Regions from separate parts of the Homo sapiens genome. Here region 2 is linked to region 1. The links are chromatin contacts, found by Hi-C in ENCODE. All regions are on one chromosome and are shown on one strand. Each heading gives the region's core, a stretch centred on a gene start or an enhancer-like site at or near the end of the contact. The rest is flanking DNA. Distances are from core to core; before and after follow the strand shown.

Region 1 (5,061 bases), core at 1,857-4,356:
AGGGAGGAAGCAGGGTCTCGCTCTTGAGACCAGAGACGGTGTAAAATCAACCTCTCAGGCAGTGCTGAGTCTTCTTTGCAGCCCCACACTTAATGTAGACACCTGATTAAACATCTGCCCAGCTCCCTCGTTTTGAGAGCCCTGGAGATCCACTTCCTTTCCAGGCAGTGCTTTGGCAAGCCAGGGGACTTGTTCAAATGTCTCCACCAGATGGCGCCAGTAGGGCATTGCTGAAACCTTAGATGTTTTCTGAAAGACGGAAGGCAGAATGGTCTTTTTTCTTGGTTTTCCTATATTTAGACCATTTTATCTCAAACTTGAGTAGTAAATAGAGTATTTTGAAAGGAATACAATTCTCACAGATCCCCAGAGTTGATTTAAATTATTTTATTATAATACAATTTGCACATTGTAAACAGTATACATTCCCTACTTACAGATCTTATACAACTGTCAAGTCAAAACAAATTTAGAAATTAAATCGAAATAAAACCACAAATAAAAAGTCCAAACCACCAAACTTCACATAATTTAATGAAAGAAGGGCTTTTTCTGAAAATAAAGAGCTAGGTGCAATGCGACCCCGGAGTGCGTTGCTTCTTGTAGAGTTTGGGATGCCTGTTTTTTGTGTGTCGTGGTGTGACTCAATTCTTTCACTCCTGTACTCCCAGCACTCTGAGAGGCTGAGGCAGCAGGATGGCTTGAGCTCAGGAGTTTGAGACAAGCCTGGACAACTTAGCAAGACCTTGTCTTTACTAAAAATAAAAAAATTAGCCAGGTGTGGTAGTGCATGCCTGTAGCTCCAGTGACTTGGAAGGGTGAGCTGGGAGGATCATTTCAGCTGGAGAGTTTGAGGCTGCAGTGAGCTGTGATCATGCCACCACACTCTAGCCTGGGTGACAGAGTGAGATTCTACCTCAAAAATAAATAAACAAATAAAAACAAATACATGAAGATTAGCCTAGTGCCTGGCACTGAACAAGCACTCCGTGCTCATCTGTGTTGTCCTCATCACCTGATCCTGTCTCCTCATTCTACATCCCAAAGAGGCGGGATGAGCTGTCAAGATCCCATAACTATGAGTGGTAGATCCTGGGCTAAGAGCGATGATCTTCTCTGCAACAGTTCTCAAAGTTCTTGGCCTTAGGACCTTTTCTCCTCTTAAAAAGGATCAATAGACTGGGTATGGTGGCTCACGCCTATAATCCCAGCACTTTGGGAGGCCAAGGCAGGAGGATCACTTGAGGCCAGGCGTTTGAAACCAGCCTTAGCGAGACTCTGTCTCAATAATAATAATAATAAAATAAAATAAATTAAAAATTAGCTAGGTATGGCAGCTTACGCCTGTAGTCCCAACCACTTGGGAGGCTGAGGTGGGAAATTGAGCCCAGTAATTTGAGGCTGTGGTGAGCCATGTTTGTGTCACTGCACTCTAGTCTGGGTGACAGAATGACAATCTTTCTCAAAAAAACAAACAAAAAAGGATCAATGAGTTTATATATATATATATGGGTTATATTTATTGATATGTATCATATTAGAAATTAAAGCAAAATATTTAGAATACTGCCGGGTTCATTTAAAAAATAGTAATAAGCCCATACATGTTACCACAAATGTGATTTGTAATGAAAATAACTATTTTCAAAACAAAAAATAGCCAAATGGCATTGTTTTACATTTTTGCAAATCTCTTTGATGCCTGGTTATTTAATAGATGGCAGCTGGATTCCCCCAGCTGTTTCTGCATTCTGTCTGTTGCGGTGTGCTGTTTTGGTTGAAGTATATAAAGATAATCCCCCTTTGTCACACCAGACAAGATTCTTGGCCATTGGACAGCTAAGAAAACTGTGGAATGGGGAAGTTGGGATCATAGTGCCCGTATCACAGGCTTGTCTGGGATTGAATGAGAGAATGTGAAAGAAGAGAGAAAAAAGTCTTAGAAGAATACCTGGCAAAAATTAGGCCCCCGTGCATGTTAGCTAATGTTAAAGTGGTCATGGGGACAGACCTGAAAAGACAGCTGAGGTGGGACTGCAGGGAGAGAGGACAGAAATAACTGTAGGTAGGTGCTGCTATGGCAGAGGACTTTGAAACTGGCAATCTCAACCCAAAGAAGGGAATTGTGGAGCACCCGGAGGCAAGAATTCCTGATTCCATCTACAGCACAGTAGGCTCCTCCACTTTAATACTCCTCAGCTTCATGGTTCTCAGAGTCATAAATTCAGAGCAACTAAAATTGTTCCTCCACAGCAGATTGTACCAAAGCTCCAATGAGATAAATCCACTTCTATTCAGCAGTGATAAGTAGAGTACAATTGGTAATTCTTATAATGTGGGGATTGAATTATAAAAAGGCAAAAGAAAAACTAAAACTATGTACTGTTTGGATTAAGCTTAAATCCACTGCAAGCAATTGCAAAAGCCCAAGTTGGGTGTGAAAACGGTCTCTAAATACTTCTTGCAAAACCCTTGTATAATTAACTTCCTTCATTAGCTTTCCCCACCCCTTCTAAAGAAAGGTGATTTTATTTCCTCCTAAATCTGGTCACACGTTGCCACTTTGAATTACCATCTCCAGTTTGGCAGAGTGCCAGGGGAAGTCCTAGAGCAGGTCAGTTGGTCCAGTCCCCTGCCTCTAAGTGAGTGAGTGGCTACTTGGAAGAGAGTCAACAGGACTGGGTTTTAAAGATTCTCCAGACTCCTCAGTCTCTCTGGGATTAGAACAGACAGAAATGCTTTATCTCAGGGCAAAACCATTTACCTTTAAAATTTATATCTATTTTCTCCCATGAATTTATCTAAGGATATGAAGATCCAGATAGTGGGAAGGATGGATGAGAGCATCCTGCTGGAATCCATGTTTCTTGGGCCTGCTGGAAAGACTTCTCAGCAGACAGGCCTGTAGAGATCCTTAACTGGGGATGAAGAGGAACGCTGCATCCTAGTAAAGAAAGGACCCTTCATTGGCAGAGTTCCTGTGCTTTTCCTCTCCTTTCTCACTCTCCTTGAGGTGACTAAACTAAGCAGGTGGGGCCTCCTTTGTGGCCCCGTGTTTCTTCCAAACTATGAGCCAAAACCTGCTGAATCTTGCCCAGCGGGGATCGGGGGCTTTGACTGAGAGGCCTTCCAGGGGGAAATTGTGTCACTTTATGGTCTGCTGGAGTTATTGAGGCCGCCCCATTGCATTTGTGTCTAGTGCTTGCTGTGTCAACACGGTTTGGCTGCAAACATTGCGTCAGGCCATAATCCCACAATCCAAGGTATGTGCTGGCACCTCTCTGCCTCCAGGCACGCAGAACGGCCATCTCATCCGACCAAGGGGATCTTATCTGACCAGGGGGATAGCGTGCGTGGAGAAATGAACCTGTGAGAAAGTGAAATGGCAGTTTCAGTGGTGGCATTCAGGCAGGCACTCCTATTGGTTTTCAGCTCAGAATGCATTTTAAATAACAACTATGACCATGCTTTTAGGTTTTTCACTTCTAATTCTGGCAATAAGCCCAAAATTTCACCAGAAAGGCCATGTTCTTCCCAAAGACATCTTACTCTCTGTGACTTCTAAAAATGACAGAAATATCACCCTCTAGGGTTGTTTAAGCCCTTCTTAGTTGTGTAGCTTTGCCACTGTGGGTGATTATACCAAATGAGTTCTGTGAATATTTTTTCTTGTCAGTGAAGAGGTGGTTTTGTTTTTGTTTTTGTTTTTTTGAGACTGAGTCTCACTCTGTCACCCAGGCTGGAGTGCAGCAGCATGATCTCGGCTCACTGCAACCTCTGCTTCCCAGGTTCAAGCGATTCTCCTGTTTCAGCCTCCCAAGTAGCTGGGACTACACATACAAGCCACCATGCCGGGCTAATTTTTGTATTTTTAGTAGAGATGGGGTTTCACCATGTTGGCTGGGCTGGTTTCAAACTCCTGACCTCGAGTGATCCACCCGCGTTGGCCTCCCAAACCAAAGTGCTGGGATTATAGGCATCAGCCACTGCACTTGGCCAAGAGGTGGTATTTTTAAAAAGAATGTGTTGTTCTGTTTTTTTTTTTCTATTCAGTTTCTGTTCCGTATTTCTTCTCCCTTTTTCACCCACTTTGCTTGTATCTGCTTTAATAACCCCTTTCTAGACTGAGAATTTTTCTATTTATATGTAACTTACATCCTGCTGATTTATGCAAAATATGTGAGGTTGCTTACAATATTATAACATATAAATCAGAAGAGTGAAGAAAAAAAAGAGCATGGTAGCGGGAATCTGAGATATTACCACAGTTGAGCACCAAATGTTGATATAAGCCTTCTAGAGGCAAAACAGAAAGCATAATGCATAATGTGTCAGGTTACAGAGGGCTTTTTTTTTTTTTTTTTTTAATCAAAAGAGAAGTTGGGCTTTTCTTAGTGGCTGTTGTATTTCCAGTACCAGGTAATTCCATGTATTTCTTAAGGATAAGGCTCTACCTCCCTCTTGTCATCCCTGTCCCCATCCCCTAGAGTACCATGAGCTCTGCACAAAACCTATAGTAAGATCTCAGAGCTAGGGCCTCCAGCCGGTGACAGGAAACAGAGCCTTTCAGTGTCTTCTGAAAGTTGAGCTTACTGATGTTGGGTGCAGGCTGACAGAGGCCATTCAGGCTGGTCTAGACGTTCATCCTGGAGATGCGCCCAGCACCAGCCGAACTTCTGGTGGGAAGTGGAATGAAATGGACAGGGGTGGTCTTTTGGAGAATCTTATTATCCGATGGAGACGAAGCATACCTTTGGGAACTGGGAACCTCTTTCTACAGAGAGTCTGGGTTAGGGGCCTTGTTGCACCTGCTTGCTATCCTAAGTGCAGGCAAATGAGAAATGTTTTAATTTCCCCCTAGGAATGAGAAAATGCATTATGTTACTCTGAATATCCATAGCCTCAACAGATACCGACTTATGGAAGAGAATGTTGAGACTGTCAGGACTAAATACTTAAAGCAAAATCAGGAAATCGGAGGTTGTGCTGTTCATGTGCCACTATCCACATGTGTCTTTTGAGCTCTCAAAATGTGGCTAAGTCCAAATTGAGATGGGCTGA
Region 2 (3,322 bases), core at 370-2,869, 3.7 Mb after region 1:
AGCACCTTCACCACGCATCTGTCTAGGCCAAGCCCACGGGGAACTTCCAGGGTCTCACATCCTTCTCTTTGTGCATTTCCACCCTCCACTTCTCTCCCTCAGAACATATCCCACCATCTCGAGTTCTTCCTTCGTCCACTCTTATCTTCTTCTCCTTTCGGAGAAAGCTTCCTGTTTCTCACTCCGTTTTTCATTGTGCCGCCTTCCCCCTGCCCCACTGATCCCTTACCGAGGGCCGTCTCCTCAGGAAGCCGTCAGCAGAGACCCAAGAGCCGGAGCAGAGGCTTGAGCCGGACAATCTCCGCTCCCCGTCCCCAGGACCCTGCGAGGGAGGATGGCTCTCCATTTCACTCACCATGAGGCCTCCACGCTCAGCTCCCGTCCCCGGCCTCATCGTCGGGCTCAGACTGCTCCGCCGGCGGCCACTGCCGCTACACATACCAACAAGAAGCGATCTGAGTGGCTGGCGCCCACTGGGGCTAAAGGTTAAAGGCTGCCCTGCGCTACGGGGCGGGATCAGCGGGGCCAACAGGCTGACGGGCTTCCCCGCTGTCCAATCAGAATGCGCCGCCGACACGCAGCTCTGCGGCGATTCGCCCCCAGCCTCAGCCTCACTCGGCGTCGCCTGCATGGGGGGGGGGGAGGAGGAGGACGGAGGAAGTTTCTGCGCCGAGTCCTCCGTCGGGAAAACTCTACCAACTTCCCCAGGGGAAGGGAAGACAACAGTGTCCCAGCTTCCCGAGCTTAGACCGCCTCACCCCGTAGGGGGTGGGGCAGTGGGGGTCTGCCACCTTCACCCTCCCCGCCCGAGTTACGTACGCCCCACAAACCTGAGGCCGCCAGGGGTAGGGTGGAGGGGGCGGGGGTAAGCAGCCTGTAGTGTTAGCGGTGGCTGGGACCGAATGCGCGCGCGCGGTGCTCGAGGCGGAGGGGAGGAGGCGGGGAAGGCGAAAGGAGGGGTTCGGAGGAGAGGGTTCGATCTCCGTACGCACCAGGTGGAGAGCGCGCGCCTGGGGAAGGAGGCGTGTCGAGTAGCGGGAGGGAAGTTGTAGTACGGGTGGGGAGAACCACACTAAAGGGAGATGGGGGTGAGCAGTTAAGGAACCGCGAGAGCGCCAGGTAGAGAGGTGCCCTTAATGGGGGAACCTGGAGAAGAGTGTGAGCGTAGTGGGGAAGAAGGGAGAAGACAAATAGGTTCGGGAATGTGTCTCCGAGGGCGCGAGCGGGCGCTAGGACCCGGCGTCGAAAAGATGAGGCTTTGGGGCTGTCGGGGCGCGCGCTCCCGTTGGTGACGCGGGGGTGGCGGAGGTCTCCGGCCGGGACGAAGCCCCGCAGGGAGTGGATACTCGACAGCCTTCGGCCTCCGCTCGCTTCTCCCTGCGCGCTTTCCTGCTCCCCTTTCCGGCTACAGCCCTGGGGTCGAGCTCTGGTCGAAGCGCATTCCGCCTCTCCTTTGGCCCTGCGGCTTCCTTTGCAACCCGCCGCCCACCCTTGCTCTCCGTGGTTTACCCCTGGGCTCTGAGGCCTGGTGGTAGCGGCCACTGCCGCGGATTGGCTGTTGCGGACCCGGGGCGGGGCAGGTGGGAGAGGCTCGTTCTCCGCGGGTTTCGTTGTGTTTCGCGCCATGTCGTTTGCTGAGAGCGGGTGGCGGTCGGCTCTGCGGCGCCGCGGTCCCGGCACCCCGGGCCCTGTGGCTCGGCCATCGTATTCCTCCTTTACTCAGGGGGACAGCTGGGGTGAAGGCGAAGTCGACGAGGAGGAGGGATGCGACCAAGTGGCCCGCGACCTGCGGGCGGAGTTCTCGGCTGGGGCGTGGTCAGAGCCCAGAAAGCGCTCGGTGCTCCCGCCGGACGGGAACGGGTCGCCCGTTCTGCCCGATAAGCGCAATGGTATCTTTCCCGCGGCCGCGGGCAGCAGAGCCCAGCCTCGGCGGTGGCCGGTCCAGGTCCTCTCTATTCTCTGCTCGCTGCTCTTCGCCATTCTTCTCGCCTTCCTCCTCGCCATCGCCTACTTGATCGTTAAAGGTATTGAAGCCGACGCCTTGAAAGTCTGTCCAGAGTAAAGTTGAGCCAGGGTGTGGCTCTCGTCTCCACCCATCTCCCTTTCCCTCGCGCTAAGCCCTCAGGCTGGCAGCTGCTTTCACCCAGAGTCCTCATTTGCATCTTACTTTGCTCTCCCGCCCTTTGCCTTTTCTAAGTGGAGCGTCCTGATCCATGATCAGGAGACGTATTTTTAAAAAGGATCGTTTGATTAAATGGGTACTCTTGAAGAAATATCTTCAAGTCCTTGAACACTGGGGATGAAATATTGTGAAGATTAAACAAAATGCGAAACACCCACCATTAAAAGGAGACAGTGAAAAGTGCATATAATTAAAATAGGCCATGTTCAATGGCCTTCATCCACAAATAAAGATGTGCTGTCCACCAATTCCTCTACACAGAATCTTGAGGGACAAAGATTTTCATCGCATAGTCCAAATTTCTTCTTTTATAGGTAAAATAATTAGCCTCTCAGTTTTTAAGTTTGTATCCAGGTGTAGTGCACGGAGTTCTGTTGCAGAAAGTATAGTCCACTCGTCCTCTAATAATTTTGTTTTTCTGTCTGAAGTTGAAATATTGGCCGGTTGAAGTTTATTGCAAGGCATACGGTTGTATAATTTAGTTGGCTAGTGTATATTATAGTGGAAAGAAGCAGAGTTAAGTTTAAATTTCCATTCTCACTAGTTTGTGACCTTTGCCAAGTTACTGAAAAAAAAAAAAAAAAAAAAAAAACAAAAGAACTTTGTTGTATGAAAAGCACCCAAAACATTGTCACTGAAGTGTTATTTTTGTACTTCATTAAATATAATTAAATCTATTTAACTCCAGTTTTTATTTGTCCTCATTGCTTCCCAGCGTTTAGTGGGCTACAGATGGCATGGCATCTAAAACCTTACAATGCTTGATTTTCATACAGAAGACACTTTGGCCAGTTGATGTGGGTTTTACCTCTTCATAAAATGGTAAACTGAATGTGCATAAAATGCAAGCTGTCAGTCTTAAATGATTGGCTGCCAATGTTTCATTTATCATTCCCCTCCCCACTTTTTTGCCCTTTTTTGCAATTCTGATAGTTTTGTCTCCTAGGTGGTTTATTTCTGTTTTGCTCGGAGACATTGCCTTTGTATCATAAAGTCACAAAACCATGATAAGTGGAATTCCATTGCAGAAGACATTGAACTGTGCTTATTTGGAAGAATAGAGAAAGGAACTGAACTCCACCTAGTATGCCCTTTAGTGTTTACCACTACCTTAGGGAATAAACAGTACTCTCATCCTAT

The links. A loop is a pair of places that touch in the nucleus more often than their neighbours do. Pooled maps may share reads with other maps.
Region 2: a loop to region 1 is called in a pooled map, with 9 times the contacts of the local background. The contact joins the promoter of ARL6IP6 here to the enhancer-like site in region 1. A Hi-C loop is called at or near these places in 3 of 37 single-sample maps with no recorded cell type and 3 of 50 pooled maps.

Annotation. Positions count from the first base shown.
Region 1 is chr2:149,017,370-149,022,430 of GRCh38, forward strand. All of the region lies in intron 25 of KIF5C (kinesin family member 5C), which reads left to right. Among named protein-coding and RNA genes, the nearest start is that of LYPD6B, 19 kb to the right of the region's middle. Within about 2 kb of position 3,107, at least 5 of the 41 ENCODE cell types and tissues checked have a DNase peak (open chromatin) inside an H3K27ac peak, as active enhancers do.
Region 2 is chr2:152,717,001-152,720,322 of GRCh38, forward strand. It overlaps ARL6IP6 (ARF like GTPase 6 interacting protein 6), which reads left to right and starts at 1,620. Exons shown (of 4, transcript NM_152522.7): 1 at 1,620-2,024. The coding sequence starts at 1,625. PRPF40A (pre-mRNA processing factor 40A) reads right to left here and starts at 461. Exons shown (of 26, transcript NM_001365597.4): 1 at 230-461. The coding sequence starts at 439. RefSeq lists enhancers at 161-460, 1,009-1,714, 1,181-1,250, 1,271-1,360, 1,591-1,790 and 2 more and a silencer at 861-960.